2 separate regions of the Homo sapiens genome follow, and region 2 is linked to region 1. The links are chromatin loops, found by intact Hi-C in ENCODE. Cell type or tissue: endothelial cell of umbilical vein. All regions are shown on one strand.

The links. Peaks named below come from ENCODE experiments on the same cell type or tissue, not always from the same donor. Only the 100,000 strongest peaks of a DNase experiment are listed, where the experiment ranks them.
Region 2: a loop joins it to region 1, with 7 times the contacts of the local background. A loop is called at or near these places in 34 of 110 quality-filtered maps.

The regions. Positions count from the first base shown.
Region 1 is chr4:86,032,483-86,040,482 of GRCh38, forward strand. The region is part of intron 11 of MAPK10 (mitogen-activated protein kinase 10); the gene reads right to left. Among named protein-coding and RNA genes, the nearest start is that of MAPK10-AS1, 83 kb to the right of the region's middle. In endothelial cell of umbilical vein, a CTCF peak has its summit at 865; DNase peaks (open chromatin) are centred at 849 and 4,479; H3K27ac peaks cover 3,538 bases.
Region 2 is chr4:85,757,652-85,765,651 of GRCh38, forward strand. The region is part of intron 3 of ARHGAP24 (Rho GTPase activating protein 24); the gene reads left to right. Among named protein-coding and RNA genes, the nearest start is that of MIR4451, 39 kb to the left of the region's middle. In endothelial cell of umbilical vein, no CTCF peak of the experiment used is centred here; DNase peaks (open chromatin) are centred at 3,050, 4,310, 5,000 and 5,740; H3K27ac peaks cover 4,379 bases.

The DNA of each region.
Region 1 (8,000 bases):
AATAGTTTTTGTGAAAAACTAAAAGAGTCACTCAATAAGAGTGATGCAACCCCTTTAGGACACAGACCTTTCAAAAATGGCTATTATAGTAAGGAAAGCTCTGGACAAGATTTTCAGAGACAGCTTCTGGCTTCTGTGAGAGCTTTTTGGCTCATGAACAGCACCCTCGGGCTAAAGTGACCCTTCTCTAATTCATGCAGAATCTGTGGTAGCTTGAATCATGACAGACACAAATATTCATCCTAGCCCTGGCATGCTGGGGCCTCACATCCTGCAAAGTATCTGGCTATGAAAATAGAAGACTTTGCCTGGCTGTGGTGAAGTAACTTAGCATAATACTGAAGTATTGAGAAATAACTACTCACGGAGCCAGACATTCTTTTAGCACGTTTGACTGATACTGGGGCAGAAGGCTGTAAACCTCACCTACTGCAATTCAGATGTGGCTGGCTGAGCAGCTCTCAGCAGCCGTCAGCACTGACAACTAAGCAAAATGAGACTCTCACACCACCCCAGACAATAGTAAGAACACAACACATTGAACGTATATAAGGTGACAGGACTGGGATAGTCAGGCACTGCTCTCAGGACCTGACTGAGGTAGAACCTTCCACCTCTATAAAGGACTCTCAAATAATAGAAACATTCTGACTTAGTGAGTGAATGAGTAAAATGAAGTTATTTTTGAAAAATTGTGAAACCATTACCTAAGGAAGCTACCACAAAGCCAAACTCTGGTTTTGTAAAGACGCTTTGCCAAGTGGTAAATTTCCGGCTTTGCCTCTTCCTGAGCATGTATAATGCTGTGGTTAGGCCGCTATCCAAGCGACCTTGTCCAGGACCCCTGCAGGACACAGTGTACATAAGCTCTCAGAGCCCCCAGAGCCCTCTGAGCTGTTGGCACCTCCTTCTTCTTCTAACAATAGATCCAGCTCATGATCCTGCCTGGCTGGCTTCTCCATGCAGTGGATTTTTCCATTCAAGTTTTAAAATTGAACATGGCTCAAGAGTACAGTTCCTGCCAAAGTTCATAAATGCCATTTTCTTTTTGCAACAAAGCTATTTTCAGGAGGTTTCCCTAGGAGCCTCAGTGTACAGCTGTTGCTGATATATAAAGCACAAAGTACATAGACACTAATCACAAACAAACTACAAGAGAGAATGCAAAGTGCTGAGTTCAAGATTTTTCCTTTCAACAAACCAAGAGGGCTGCTTTAAACCACTTGATTTATAGTATTTGTTCGACGGCCTCTGCAAATTTACTACATATTCAGATTTTTGATTGTTTGTTTTTTGAAGAGGAAATGCGAATGTCACCTCCAGTGAAAGGGCACATTCACATACAGATGTCTTCTATGTGACAATATAAAAGAATAATTGACCAATAATCCAGAGAGAGCAATGTTACAACACACACGTATAAGTGCTGGGCAGCAATCATCAGGATGAGATAGTTCAAAACATTCCCTGCCTCCTTCCGCTAAGGAGAAGTTGGTATTTGAGCACTCGCTTGTGCTCTTTCCCTATCTTATTTAATAGGAATTATTCTTTTGCTAAGTGACAATCTAAATAAAAAATAAATGAGGAGTGGGGATAAAGAAAAATGCCCCAGAGGTGTCTGTTGAGAGAGTATTTTAGGAGAGTTTAGCAGATAAGAGTAATTGAGATGTGAGAAATGAAGGATAAGAGGACATTAAAGATAGTATATGAACAGTTATCAGGGCCTGTGACTTTCACCCTTTGAATATTTTTTCAAAAGACTGTAAACTTCTTTCATATTATTTTGGAAGATTTGAACTTCCTTGGTTGAAATTATTGCAGAAATTCAAACACAAATTTATATGGATTGCATAAACAATAACTTAAAATGGATTAGACACATTTTTATTGATGGTTAATTTCATATGAATTTATATTGGTGGTCAATTATATGAATTTTATACTGATGAAACATGTCCAAATTGTTTCAATTAAATGAGGAAAAAAACACAAACAAGTACATGGTCACTGTGAATTAATAAATACTAGAATTTATTTATTTCTTTATTAAATGTATTCATTCAGTAAAGGTCTTGGGCACCTAACACATGGCAGACTATATAAAAAACTGAGATTTCAAAATTGAATAAGGTGACTGCTGACCACAAGGAGTTCACAATTTACTGGGGTAAGACTGATGCAAAACAGATCATTAGTATACAACATGATAAATGATAGAAACCTGTATATGGTCTAAGGGAACAGGGTGGAGAAGTCCTAACAAAGCCTAGATTTGATTTCCTGGAGTAAAGTGATGCTTATTCAGTGAGCGAAAGATGTGTGGGAGGTTGTCAAGATAAAAGAAGGAGGAAAAAAGTGACTCCATGCCAAGAGCACATTATAAGCCAAGTTACAGTATGTAGAAAACAGAATAGGGGTGGTGGTGGTGGTGGTGGTAGTGGTAGTGGTGGTGCATGTGTTTCTCTGTGTGTACATGCATGCCAAGAAAACAAGAAGGAATTTTGTCACAGTAAAATAAAACATGTCGTCAGAAGTGACAAGATATAAGAGCTGTACTTAGAGAAGCAGAAGGGTCAGACAAAGGGTGGATCAAGGATGATCCAGGGGGCCAGGCGCTGTGGCTCATGCCTGTAATCCCAGAACTCTGGGAGGCCGAGGTGGGTGGATTATTTGAAGTCAGGAGTTCAAGACCAGCCTGGCCAACATGGTGAAACCCCACCTCTACTAAAAATACAAAAATTAGCCGGGCATGGTGGCAGGCACCTGTAATCCCAGCTACTCGGGAGGCTGAGGCAGGAGAATCGCTTGAACCCGGGAGGTGGAGGTTGCAGTGAGCCCAGATTGTGCCACTGCACTCCAGCCTGGGTGATAGAGTGAGACTCTGTCTCAAAAAAAAAAAAAAAAAAAAAAAAATGATCCAGGGTATCATGATACGGAAGAAAGAAGAAGAGAAACCACTGAGGAATGTAAGAGAACGGAACAGTGAAATTTACAGCTGGATTGAAGAAAGATGTAACTGTAAGCAGAGAGAAGAGGTAGGGAGCCATTGCACGATCTATAAAAAAATATTGAAAGTTCTGACTGCGGTTAAAAAAAAAAAAAGATGAGGGTGAACGAAAGACACAGATTCAGGAATAATTAATAAATGTTAATAAATAAACTTGGTAGAAGTTGGTTTTTGATTGAACATATGTGATGGGAGAGAAGAATATGAGTCCCCAATTTCTAAGCTGAGTACCTGGGAAGATGATCGTGTTGGTGAAGCCATCTAAAGAAATAGAGAATGGAAAAGGGGAAATGAGATTGGTAGAGGTGAGCCTAAGTGTTATGTGAGAAGAGATGATGATTTGAAAGTTAAGTATATAATCTGAAGTTCAGAGGAATGCTGTTGGCTAGAGATGTGTATAGATTTGAGACTAACAGCAAGTGATGTTTGTTGAAACTATGACAGTGGATGAGGTCACCCAGGGAAGATATGTGGGTATAGAGAGTAAATGGCCAAATTAAAATTTAAAGATTGGACAGAGGAAGGTAAGTTCACTAAGGCAAAAGAGAATAGCTAAAGAAATACATGAAAAATGAGAATATTGCAATGTTATAGAAGTCAAGCAAGTAGAATTTCACAAAAAGCTAGTAATTGGCCATTTCTTGCAAATGAAGCACATGAGGATTTTGACTCGCAGGGCACCAGAAAGGCATGATAGAAAGCATGCCTCTGAACCCTTTGAAAGCTTTCCAAACTTTAAATTGCTATCACCCCCAGAAAGATCCAGATAGATCTTCGGTGGAGGACGTTAATATGAGACATCACCTAAACAATTGAATAAAATGTAGAAAAAGATCCTCAACACCAATATAATTAAAAGGAAAGAAACCATAGAACAATTGTGACACTAGAAAAACTATAATGATCTCAGATCTACTCTCTCAAGTCTCTGAGAACTTGATAAAAAAAAAAACACTGTTCTCTATCTAGTTAAAGGAAGTCACTTTTTTTCTGAGAAACCACCATATGTTAAGCTGTCTTTATATAGACCTTAATAATCCTCACAGTCAGGAAACTAAGATTCAAGGAAATTTTAAAAAATATATCATGAAGTCATATAGCTAATTAATGATGAAACTTTTATTAAAACCCAATTTAAAGAGTAATCCAGAGCAAGTGTCAATACTGTTGAATCTAAAATAAAGACTAATAAAACAATATTTAAAGTGAACATCTTTGTAAAACAAGAAATAGAAACATAAGCCAATAGGGTGACCATATTTCCCAGTTTGTACAAAATAGTTCCATTTTATGCTTATTGTCCTTGTAATTATTAGTAGCACTTACGCCCTTCGCTCCTTTAAGTGTTGTGGTTTGGAGAATAAATATGTGGACACTCTACATAGCAATGTTGTGACATGGCATGTTAGAGATCTAAGGTATACAGTAATTTGAGGACAAAGAAAACAACTGAATTGCAATGTTTTTCTACCACTGAGGTTTCAACAATTGCAGCTGTACCTTTTCCTTCTCTGAGACAGCACGTCAGCATTTCCTTCCATTTTCTCTATTTTTAGAAACGTAAAATTCAGCTATAAAATATGGCTGTTGGCAGACAGTACAGACAAGAGTAGAATTCTGCATAATAAATCTATAGTTGAAAAATATGGATTCTGTGGGCATTCTATGGAGTTCTTGCTGTTGGCCATGACTTTCTACTAAAGCGATCTCTTTAACAAGTACCTGTTCAATTCCTAATTGAGCTTTCGAAGGTAAAAGTTGCTCTTTCTGCCTGTAATCCCAGGCCTTTGGGAGGCCGAGGTGGGCAGATCACGAGGTCAGGAGATCGAGACCATCCTGGCTAACACAGTGAAACCCCATCTCTACTAAAAGTATAAAAAATTAGCCGGGCATTGTGGCAGGTGCCTGTGTTCCCAGCTACTCGGGAGGCTGAGGCAGGAGAATGGCATAAACTTGGGAGGTGGAGCTTGCAGTGAGCCAAGATCACACCACTGCATTCCAGCCTGGGTGACTGAGCGAGACTCCGTCTAAAAAAAAAAAAAAGTTGCCCTTTCTTGTGACTTCATTCATTTTATCCCATATATATAAGTAATATTCATTGAGTAAAATGTGTGAATTTATTTTTTACTGAATCTTTGAGATAATTTTCAAAGATACATGGGAAGTATCTTTTTCAACAGCATTATAGGATATTAGTGGTAAAAGAAAGTTCAGAGATTATCTAATGCCACCCTTATTCAATTTTCAAATGAGAATATAGAAACTGAGAAAGCATAAGTGATTTGCCCACAATCACAGAGTTAATTAGTGACAGATGAATACATTTATGGTCTCTTATGGGAAAAGACAGAATAATGGAATTCTTATGGTTGAAGAAACATTAAACTGGATAATTTGACACCTGTAAAAGATATTCATTAAAGACAAATTTGTGCCTGCCACACACTGATTTCTGTTCCAATTTTCTGTCAGTCTACACTTACAGCTAGAGCTGGCAACTATCATACAAGCAGTCAACACTTACATTCTTAAACACTTTTTTGTCAAAGTATCATGGACATCAAAGACCTCTAAACACATGAATCTCTAAAGAGATAAAAACCAGATATGAGAAATCTAAGTTGTACAAAGTTGTTCCTTTGATTCTTCTTTGAGCCCTGAACTGACATTTTTCCCTAACACTTATGCTCTGAACCATATGACAGTCCATCAAGTTGTTGGTGTTTGTCTGCTTTGTCCTAATTAAGGATCTCCCTGTGTTCTGCTGCCTTGTTTAAAATGTCAACAAAAGCTTTAAATAGCACTGTATCTCAGTGTGTGCACTCATTATTAATTCAACATCTGGATCAAAGTAAATGATATTATATCTTACTGAAATATGCTTTGTTTTTTCTTATTAAGCTTGGCAGTTAGATGATTGTCAAAAGATGCATGCTTTATTAAAACGCTTTAAGCAAGAAGGGTATATCTTAGTACAAAATTAGATAGAACAGGAAATCCATTAAGGAAATATACAACATTTTGATTTTATATTTCCTTGAATCTCTACACATAGAGTTTTCTAATTTTTTTTTTCTTAATTTGATGACTAGGACTTGTTAAATTTTCACCAATTAATTAGAAAATAAAAATTTTGGTAAAATGACTCTGATGAAGCACAAAATGATATGCACTTTTATTGTTTTATTTGGCTAATGGCACAGTTTAGCATGTCCAATTTTTCTCTAAAGCCTTATATTCTCTGTGGCACCAACAGCAGTTCATTACCCCAAAATGGAGCTCAGTATTTGTTTCACAAATAGTCTTACCAACAATCGCCAAAATAATGAAAATATTATTGCAATATGCACAATTATCAAAAGAATTGATTAGATATAATTAATTCCTATGATTTCTCAGTAATGTGACCTTACTATGCATTAAGCAATGACCTGGTTTCCAATTACCAAAAACTTCATTGCCTTCTGAATGTAGATATATGGCATTTTGTGATGTACTATCCGTTGATTATTAAAAATTGCTTCAGCAAGTTTCAGGAACTATGTCTGTGTTCTCAAACAGAAATTAAATAATATACTACTACAGATTAAATAAATGCCTTTTAAAAGTATGATTTGAGGAGATGTCAGCAAGATGATAAAATAAGGCTCTCCAGTGCTCCCTCTCTCACAGAAACATCAATTTGAACAACTATCCGCACACAAAAATACCTTCACAAAAGTGAAGGAAACCAGGTGAGAGATTTCAGCACCTGGGTATAGCACGGAAACAAGAAAAGATGCACTGGAGAGAGAGGAAGGACAGTTTCACATTACCTGCTTCACTTTTCCCCCAATTACCAGACAGCACAGCATGGAGACAGATACCCTCCACATGATGGTAGGAGAAGGAAGTGAGCATCAGACTTTGCCTTAGACCCCAACACTGGGCCTGCCACAGAAAAACCCAGCACCAAAGAGACCCTCACAGCCCTAGACACCAGGCTAGTACTTGTGGACTGAGCTTCCACACCTTTCCCAGCACTGATCAGGGGCTTATAGCCTTAGACTCAAGGTCTATACAGCAGACTTGGTCTCTGGGCCACTCTACTGCCAGGTCTACCTTAGCAGCCCAGCCTCTGGAACTTCTCCAGCACTGGGCTGTCCCCTATAATCCTGGACATCAGATCCATCCCAGTAACTGACTATTTCCTGCAGACTCAGACTCAAAGCCAATCCCAGAGCCAAGTAGCCCCCTGTGGACCCAAGGATAAGGCCAGCCTCTACAGATGTAGGCAAATATTTGCAGACATAGGCGTCAGGTCTGCCCTTGTGTACCCAGGTTTCAGGCCTATCCATGGGGACTCAATCAATAGGTCCACACTTGTGGATCTAGACTTAGGCCCAACCCTATAGACCCACCCACCTGCTGACCCAGGCACCCAGACACCAAGCCCAGCCAACCTACCTGAGGACTCCAACAGCAGGCCTACCCTTAGACGACACCAAATGGCATGCACAGGTTCTATGGAAAGGCTGACTGATAAAGAGTTTTCCCAGACAAAGCCAGTCTGCAAAGACTGGAATAAGCCCTTACTTCTTCAGATGCACAGACATCAGTGTAAGGAAATAAGAAACATGAAAAGCTGAGGTGACATAAACCACCAAAAAAATACAAAAATCTCCCAGTGGCTGAGTCAAGAGAAGTGGAAATATATAAACTAAGAGACAAAAAAGTCAAAATAATTGTTTTAAGGAAGCTCAACAAACTTCAAAAAAATTACAGGGAAACAATTTCATAAAATCAAGAAAACAATAAATAAAACAAATTTAATAGAGAGATTGAAATTATTTTTCAAAGACAAAGAGAAATCCTATTGCCGAATATAATGAATGAATGAAAAATGCAATAGTAGGATTGATGAAGGAGAAGAAAGAATTTGTAGCCTTGAAGACAAGTTATTTAAAAATATATGGTCAGAAGAGAAAAAATGAAAACAAATAGAGAAAGTTTA
Region 2 (8,000 bases), 270 kb before region 1:
TTGCGAATAGTGCCGCAATAAACATACGTGTGCATGTGTCTTTATAGCAGCATGATTTATAGTCCTTTGGGTATATACCCAGTAATGGGATTGCTGAGTCAAATGGTACTTCTAGTTCTAGATCCTTGAGGAATCACCATACTGTCTTCCACAATGTCTGAACTGGTTTACAGTCCCACCAACAGTGTAAAAGTGCTCCTATTTCTCCACATCCTCTCCAGCACCTGTTGTTTCCTGACTTTTTAATGATCGCCATTCTAACTGGTATGAGATGGTATCTCATTGTGGTTTTGATTTACATTTCTCTGATGGCCAGTGATGATGAGCATTTTTTCACGTGTCTGTTGGCTAATGCAACCAATTCTTTAGGAACTTTCTGGGCTATATTATGTGCTTTGGAAGAAGAAGGGGGAAAAAAAAGCCTAATGGTTTTAAAAGCGTATTCCCTACTACTTCTGTCAAAAATACAATGGCGTCAGTGATCTATGCTTGTAAGTATGTGTGTTTCACCAAAACTGAAATAAAAGACAAATATAACCTACTAGTATAATGAGAGGAGACTGTCAATGCCAAGGAACGTATCAGTTATCTTCCTGAAGATAGCCGTGTACCTACAAGAGTGAGGGTCCTCAAAGGGAGCCTATCGTGTATGCCCATGCGAGGAATCAAGCCACCTGTGAGTGGATGTTAGGAGAGAAGGCCTAAAGACCAGCAGTGAGAAATGAGGGATAGTGATGCAACCTCTCTAGTAAGCAGGGGTGACTTGTAGACAATAGATGGCAGGTAAGGAGGTGCTCAACTCCAGCTCATGAGGAGCTGAAGTCCCCCAGCTCCTTATAGGTTGCATGTTTGCAGGGAGGAATATCACTCTCATTACCTTCTGATATTGTCTCCTAAGGAAATTTGGGCAAGAGGTTGTAAGCATCATGTTTTGCAGTTTTATGCTTTTAAAAGAGATGATCCTGGCACCTCATTGCACATGGGTGCGTTGGAGGAAGGCAAGTGGGAAGATGGACAAGGGGAAGGACTTCGCGAGACATCATAAGGAGGAACAACCTTGTGGAAGGTGGCAAGGACAAGATGAAGACAAAAGAGAAGAGTGGTTCAAATCTTCATGCACCACACAGTGAGCATCAAAGGCATACATATCAAAGTCTTTGGAAGAGGAGAATATTAAGAACTGTTAAGGAAAATGATGCGTAAATCACCCCAGGACCGTTCCAAGGAAAAGAGAGGCTTAGCATTCAGAAGTTGCTATAGTTTTGCTGATGAGGCTTGAATATGAAAACTATATTATTATCCTTTTTATCGTTACGCTACTTCTTTGAATGTATCTCACAGGACAGCATGAACTGTATAACTCAGCTTACAATTAACAGAAAAAAAATTGCACTTTAATTCCCAAATTTGATTATCAGATGTTCAATGAAGACAAATACAAAATAACATTGTAGAATCTTGCTTTTATCCCTAATACTGCTGGAAAAATATTAATCTCAATTTTAGTTTTTCCCTATGTATCATCTGGGGACCCCTTGCATTCAAATCACAAACAGTGAAATCATACAATAATAACTTTAGGAGAAAGAATTTAATAATGACTGTAGAAGAAAGGTATAACCAAATGTTAGAGGAACATAAAGAAGGGAGAAATTACTTTTTGCCAGAAGAACCAGGAAAGACTTAATGGAGAAAATGGCACCTGAACCAGCCCTCAAAATATAGATAGGATTTTTACCAGCAAAGTTGTGAAAATATGCTAGCAAAAAGGAAGAGAATAATTAGTCAATACCACCTTGATTAGAGAAGGAGGACTGATGGCTGTAATATTGGCAAAGAAATTGAACTCAGATTATAAAAGACTTTATGCAGAGTCTAGGGGGGTGGGTTGAAACTTACTCAGCAATCACTTTGGCAGGTATCCACACCGAGTCACATGATCAGAATTGCACTTGAGGATAGTTTCTCTGTCTATAGGACTGAGGCTGAGACTGGAGGCAAGGACGTGTTAGAAAGTAGGCGAAATTGTCCAGGTCTGGGGAAATTAGGCTGTGTAAAAGGACAGTGGCAGTGGGAATGGAAAGAAGGGTGGTACATGAAACAGACATTAAAGGGGGAACAAGTTGATTGTTAGCTTGAAACTCTCAGCAGGCTTTATCAATTCTTGGAATGAAGGAAAATTTCTCCCTTCAAAAAACCTTGTATGTTGCAACCACTTAGGATGTGAACAAAGACAATTCATCTCCATTTTCAAGGCTCAGTAGTCAACTCAGAGATGGAGACAAGAGGACTTAAAGATGGGAAGAAAACGTGTCTCATTAACTCACAGTTCCAAAATGTTACAGATAGCTGTGGGGTTTTGGTTTCATTTGGTAAAAATCAAATGAACTTTTTTTCCTTATTTCTTCTGAAGAAAAAAAATCAGATTTACTAAATGACATGTTAAAATGTTTAATTCCATTTATTCTTTAATTTAAACAACACAAAGTTATTTCAATGAGACATCTGATTTTAATCCCAAGTAATAAAAAACAAAACCTAAACATTGGCCTAACTGAAACGAAGTCTAGTTTAACTGGTTCAGGATTACATTATTTTAATATTCTATAATATTGCTAAAATATTATTCAGTGTTCACTATGTGCTGATTAACCTGAGATCTATAGTAATATTACATATCAAGGTTTTGAAAATGTTTTATGACTGACCGAGTCATGAGTTTTGGTTTTTTGCTCCTTATTTGTAAATGTTTCAACCATATGAAATGCCATTCTTTTTTACTGCAATGGAATTTTACATGCCACGTTTAAGAAACAGAATTTTCTACATGAGTCTTTCTTTAACTGTAGCATTAAGTTTCCCATATGGCAACAGAAATGACATTTTATTTCTGCTATTTGAGTAATCTGCTTCCAAACAGGAAAAGTGGGGAATAGGACCAAAAAGTCTGTGACACTTACCTTTGGAGCAGTACTTGAGCCAATTAAATCATTGCCATATGATGTTGTTTGGACCATAATTGCTATCATAACAAGATGCAAGAAGAACAGAAGGCCCGAAGCCAAAAAACAGAAGGCCCGGAGCCAAAAGGCCCGGAGCTTGGAAGAGTTCAAGTCCTATCACTTTAGCCATTCTTACATATTGCATTCAGGAGACAGTTGACTTGCCCCACGTAGTTAACAAATTGAACAGCCCAACTGTGTCTCATGTATGTTTTCTGCTTTCCAATCTTGACAGATGCACATGTGTTATGTTCCAATGGCTCTCTGAAAAATATTTCTTAACTACCTGACACTGCTGGTTTTCAGTCACATATCAGCCCTACTACAGCCTATCAATAATTTAAAACATAAATATGGAAAACAGTAATGAGACCTCTGCAGCCATTGTACTGTCGACAGGAAAAATGAAGACATGGTAATGAGGAAAACATTAGTCTGATTATTGCAGGAGGGAGACGTTCTCAATCTTTTGTGGTGGTGCATCAGCCACAATTACCTCCCCAGTAGTGCTTCAGATCACAAACACCTTGGAGATAGCTGGAGTTCTTCCTAATTTGATTCTCTCTTGTTATTTCATGTTTTATCACAGTTAAAGAAATACGTGCCCAAAATCTCATCAGTGCAGCCAAGATATTTCTAGAGATAGTTCTCCAGGCCTTGCGATGGCTTCTCTTTAGTTTCACTGTGGACTCAGTAGCTGAGAATGCTCTCCTCTCCCAATCTCATCTCTCACCATTCACTGGCATCCACCTAAAAGAGTCCATTGGAATGCATGGGAATCTTTACTGGCCTTTGGTTTATGTGAGTGAATTCTCCTATTGATTCCTCCAAGCTGGAAGTAGCGATCAAGAGAAGGGGAAAGATAAAACTGAGTGAAAGTGGTTAAAGGGAAACCAATAAGAAATACATTTGGAAATCTGACTAGATTGGTGAAGACTTTTTTATTTTAAGGAAGAGAAAATCATGTGATTCCAATGTGTGGGTCAAATGAAGAATGAATGCAGTATGAGAACAGGGTGGAGACTCAGATTACTCAAAAAGATGCCTAAAATATATGTTATACGTTTTCCGTGAGATGTAATGAAGGTGAATTTCAGAAGCAGTGGCTATCTCAAGGTGCAGCAGCTGAGGTGATGTCTTTTTACCTCAGGTTACTACAAACGCTTTAACCTTCTGGATGCTGGCTGTTCTTTTCCTGGGAAAAGCACAGCTTTCACTGAACCAACAAATGGTTTTAAGGTGCTTGCAGAGAGAAGGAAGACTGAGTCCATAGTAACCGCTGTATTATGATCAACAGTCCTATTTTGTTTCTTCCCCAAAGTTCCTGTTTATGTCTCGCAGCCTTTATATTGACTTTTTAAGAACTCAGCCAGTTGGCCAGTGGCCATGGTAAAATTGCACCACCAGTAAGTATAAATACATCCCATCAGTGGACACATCTTCAGTATTCTACTTAAACTCAGTTCTCCATTTGAAGTGTCATGTGGTTATGGGTGAATAGAGAACATTATTTAAGAAAGAATGATTTGTTTAAAATAGTGCCCAAATACTAAGCTACATTACGGAGCAACCATCAGTATCATTAAGAAATTTCATTCACTTTTATTTTTAAAAACCTGTAGCATGCTACATCATTTGCACATTAATATTTGACTCTGTAAGCATTTGGCTCATGTACAGAAAATCATATGATACTTTTTCTTTGAGAACGAGAAGGAAAGGAAAGACAGCGATTGAAGCAAGATCCAGGAGAGGGAAAACACATGCCCTGCTGCCAGCCTTCCCATTTTCTCCACCTACTCTGTACCAAACCTAATTAACATAAGCTAACAAATATTATTATTAACAAAACTGCGTTGTTTTAAAGGTGACTGTGCTTAGCAATTTGTGTATTTTAGCTGAATCATTCTTTAAAACAAATGTGTGAGAAAGATAGCTCTATCTTGAAAAATAGGAAATTGAGGGGAAACAAAGTGTTTAAAAACTTTGCCCAAGGTCACATAGCCCATGAGTGAATGAGCTGGGATTCTTCCAGGTCCGTCTGACTCCAAACCCCAAGTCCTGGCCAGAAGCTCCTCCAATGGCTGACCCAACAGGAAATAATTTCCTATTACACTTATGTAAAGAATTCTCTCCTGTGCCTAAAATAAAGAGATTTACTCTATACAGTTGGTTTAACTAGCGTAACTGTGAAGATCAACAAGCTTAGAAATGCTATTTTCTTTCTTTTAACAAAAGAAAAACAAGATGACAGGGTATAAAACAAAGAATCTATTATTTCGTTTCCAAATACACATTTTAAATTTAGTGACACAATAGCTTAAGTCTTCTTTTGGACTATTGATTTTCCTATTATTATCTAAAATGAAACATTTTTAAAAGCACCATTTTACCATTTTTTGCATCTTCAATACATTGTATTAGTATTTTGGATATATATCCACTGCCTGATTCTTATATTTTATAGTTGCAGGAAGCTACTATTCGAAGTGAAATAATTTGGTGTTGTTATTTAACTCTGAAAAAGCATGAAATATAGCAATCATTTGTGAGAAATCACTGACTTTCTGCTAAGGTGACTAGGCCATTTTTTTTATATTAGGCAAAAAACCAAATGCAGCAATCAGAATTGTATCCCATTTAATGTTATTTGCAAGAATGATTAACCAGGATGCCTGGGGCGCTTACATAAACAGCTGTGTCTTGTATTTTCCAGGTAATAAAACCTCTTAGTTTGGCATCTTGCAGGGAAGCCATTAGATCCACCCTGGTGCCACTGGAATAACTGAGGTCCCATAGGGAGGGAACACCTACCAACAACAAGAGGCAAGGGATAGGGTAGATGAGGACGAGGCCTGGATTGGAAGTTCAGAATGAAACTACCAACCAGTAAGAATGTAGAGGAGCCCAAAGCCTTCAGAGGCAAAGGGGGGTGTCTGGAATTACTTATTCATTTATTTTTTGGTTTGTTTCTTTATTCATTTATTTCTTTATTTTGAAGAGTGAAAATGTTTCAAATACTTCTCCCAAAATATTACTAGTAATTCATTTATTTCTTTATTTTGAAGAGTGAACATGTTTCAAATACTTTACTGAAATAATAATGATGGAGTAACAGTCTTGAGTTTTCAGAAGTATATGATGTACTAATAAATACCATCCAAGCAATCACAAATGTATGCTTTCTTACCAGGCATACAAGAACTAGAGTCCTTCACAATGAAGGCTTTCACAAAATGCAAAAGCAGCAATAAACAGAATTGATATTTACATTAACATTGTACATAAAATCCAAAAGTCAGCATCCTATATTTTTAATATCAATGTACATATCATACTTTATTTTTAATGTTAATTTTCCATCTCTCCCAAAAAATGTAAGATCTGTAAGAAAGTAGATTTTCAAATATACATATGTATAATTTAGCATCACATGTCATGCTGAATACCAAGGAGTTTACTAACAATGAGAGTTTCTGGAAGAATTTATTGATGGTTTCCTTTTACCACCAAGAAATCTCTAAGCCAAATTTTCTTTTCTCCAATTTTTATTTTTACCTCTTCATACTCAATTTTAAATTTATTATCATAAAGAGAGATGCTGAAGGGATCTGCTTTTCTATCTGCTATAGTGTGAGGGCTCTCGTGTGGCAACATTTTACTGTTGTTCTCCCCTGCTATCATCAATGCGTTAAAAGGAAGGGGATTCTACACAGGAATACTAAACAATCAATAAAACGCATTCCCAAGCAATATTAATGTGATGGAGTCACTGCAATTTGATTAGTGACCTTTTCATTCTTTGTAGAGATAACCTTTATTGATATCATTAACCAGATAAAACACAGGTTTGATGCAGCTCTTTTAACCACTGAGCTTGGTATTGATTGAGAAGCAAGATGTGAGATTTTGTTAGTGTTGAGCTGTTTACAGAAACAGGAGGTCCATTCCTCCCCTTTTCTTCAGCCCCCAGAGTAATTGTTTTTTTTTACCAGCAGTGAATACAGAGGAGAAACCAAGGACATTTTCTGACTTTTGTTTCTATGAACAAAAGCTATTTGGGTGAGGGATCACTTTCTGAATGCTCACAAGGAAAGAAAGAGGCATTCTATATTAATAATTTTGGTATGGCTTAAGTAGATCTCCTCTTCGTTACTGTAATTCTCAAAGATCTCTCATTATACAACTACTTATTAGCATTTGCAATTCAGAAAGTTTATACTAATTCTGCCTGTGTTTATGTTTAAACAAACCAGTATACTTGTTCCTTGCCCCTTGAAAGGCATATGTTATCATAGAGAAGATCTAGAGATTTTTACCTTATCTAGAGATTTTTGGCCCAAATGGCATATTAACTTTGAGGTTTGTCTGTGTCTGCTTCCATGCAATAGAAGTGGAACATTTGTTTGACTTTTTAAGTGAATGATTTAGCCTAAGAATCAAACTTTACATTTTAATTCCTGAAACTAATATTTAAATGAAAGTAAACTCTTCAGCTGAATACACTAGATATGCTACAAAAAAAGGTGTGTTTTGTGAAAGGTAGCTATTGCTTAAAATTGTATGTTTTAACGTAATATGGTAAGCCTGACTTGAAAATAATTTTATGGTTTGTGAATTGGATTGTGCAGTGAGTAGAATATTAGAGCACACCTGCAAGTGGCATTAAAACGTTTTTGTTTTAACTGATTCATACACTAAGCTTAGAGCATGTAGGTGTGATCTATGGATTCAAGATGAATGATTAATGTTTACCCAATAAGCACTAAGGAAAATGAGTTGAAAGATTCACTAAGGTCCATGTAATAAAAAAGATTTTGGGGGTGATATGGAAAAATAATTAGTCATGAAAAGGGTTTATATATTTTCTTACATCTCCAAGCATGATAGTAGTTTAAATAGAGAGTTGTAGGCATATACTACTCTTTACAAGCTTCTGGTATATTAAGAAAGAATATAATTAGATAAAAAATTACTACTTACTTGAAGTTTCAGAGG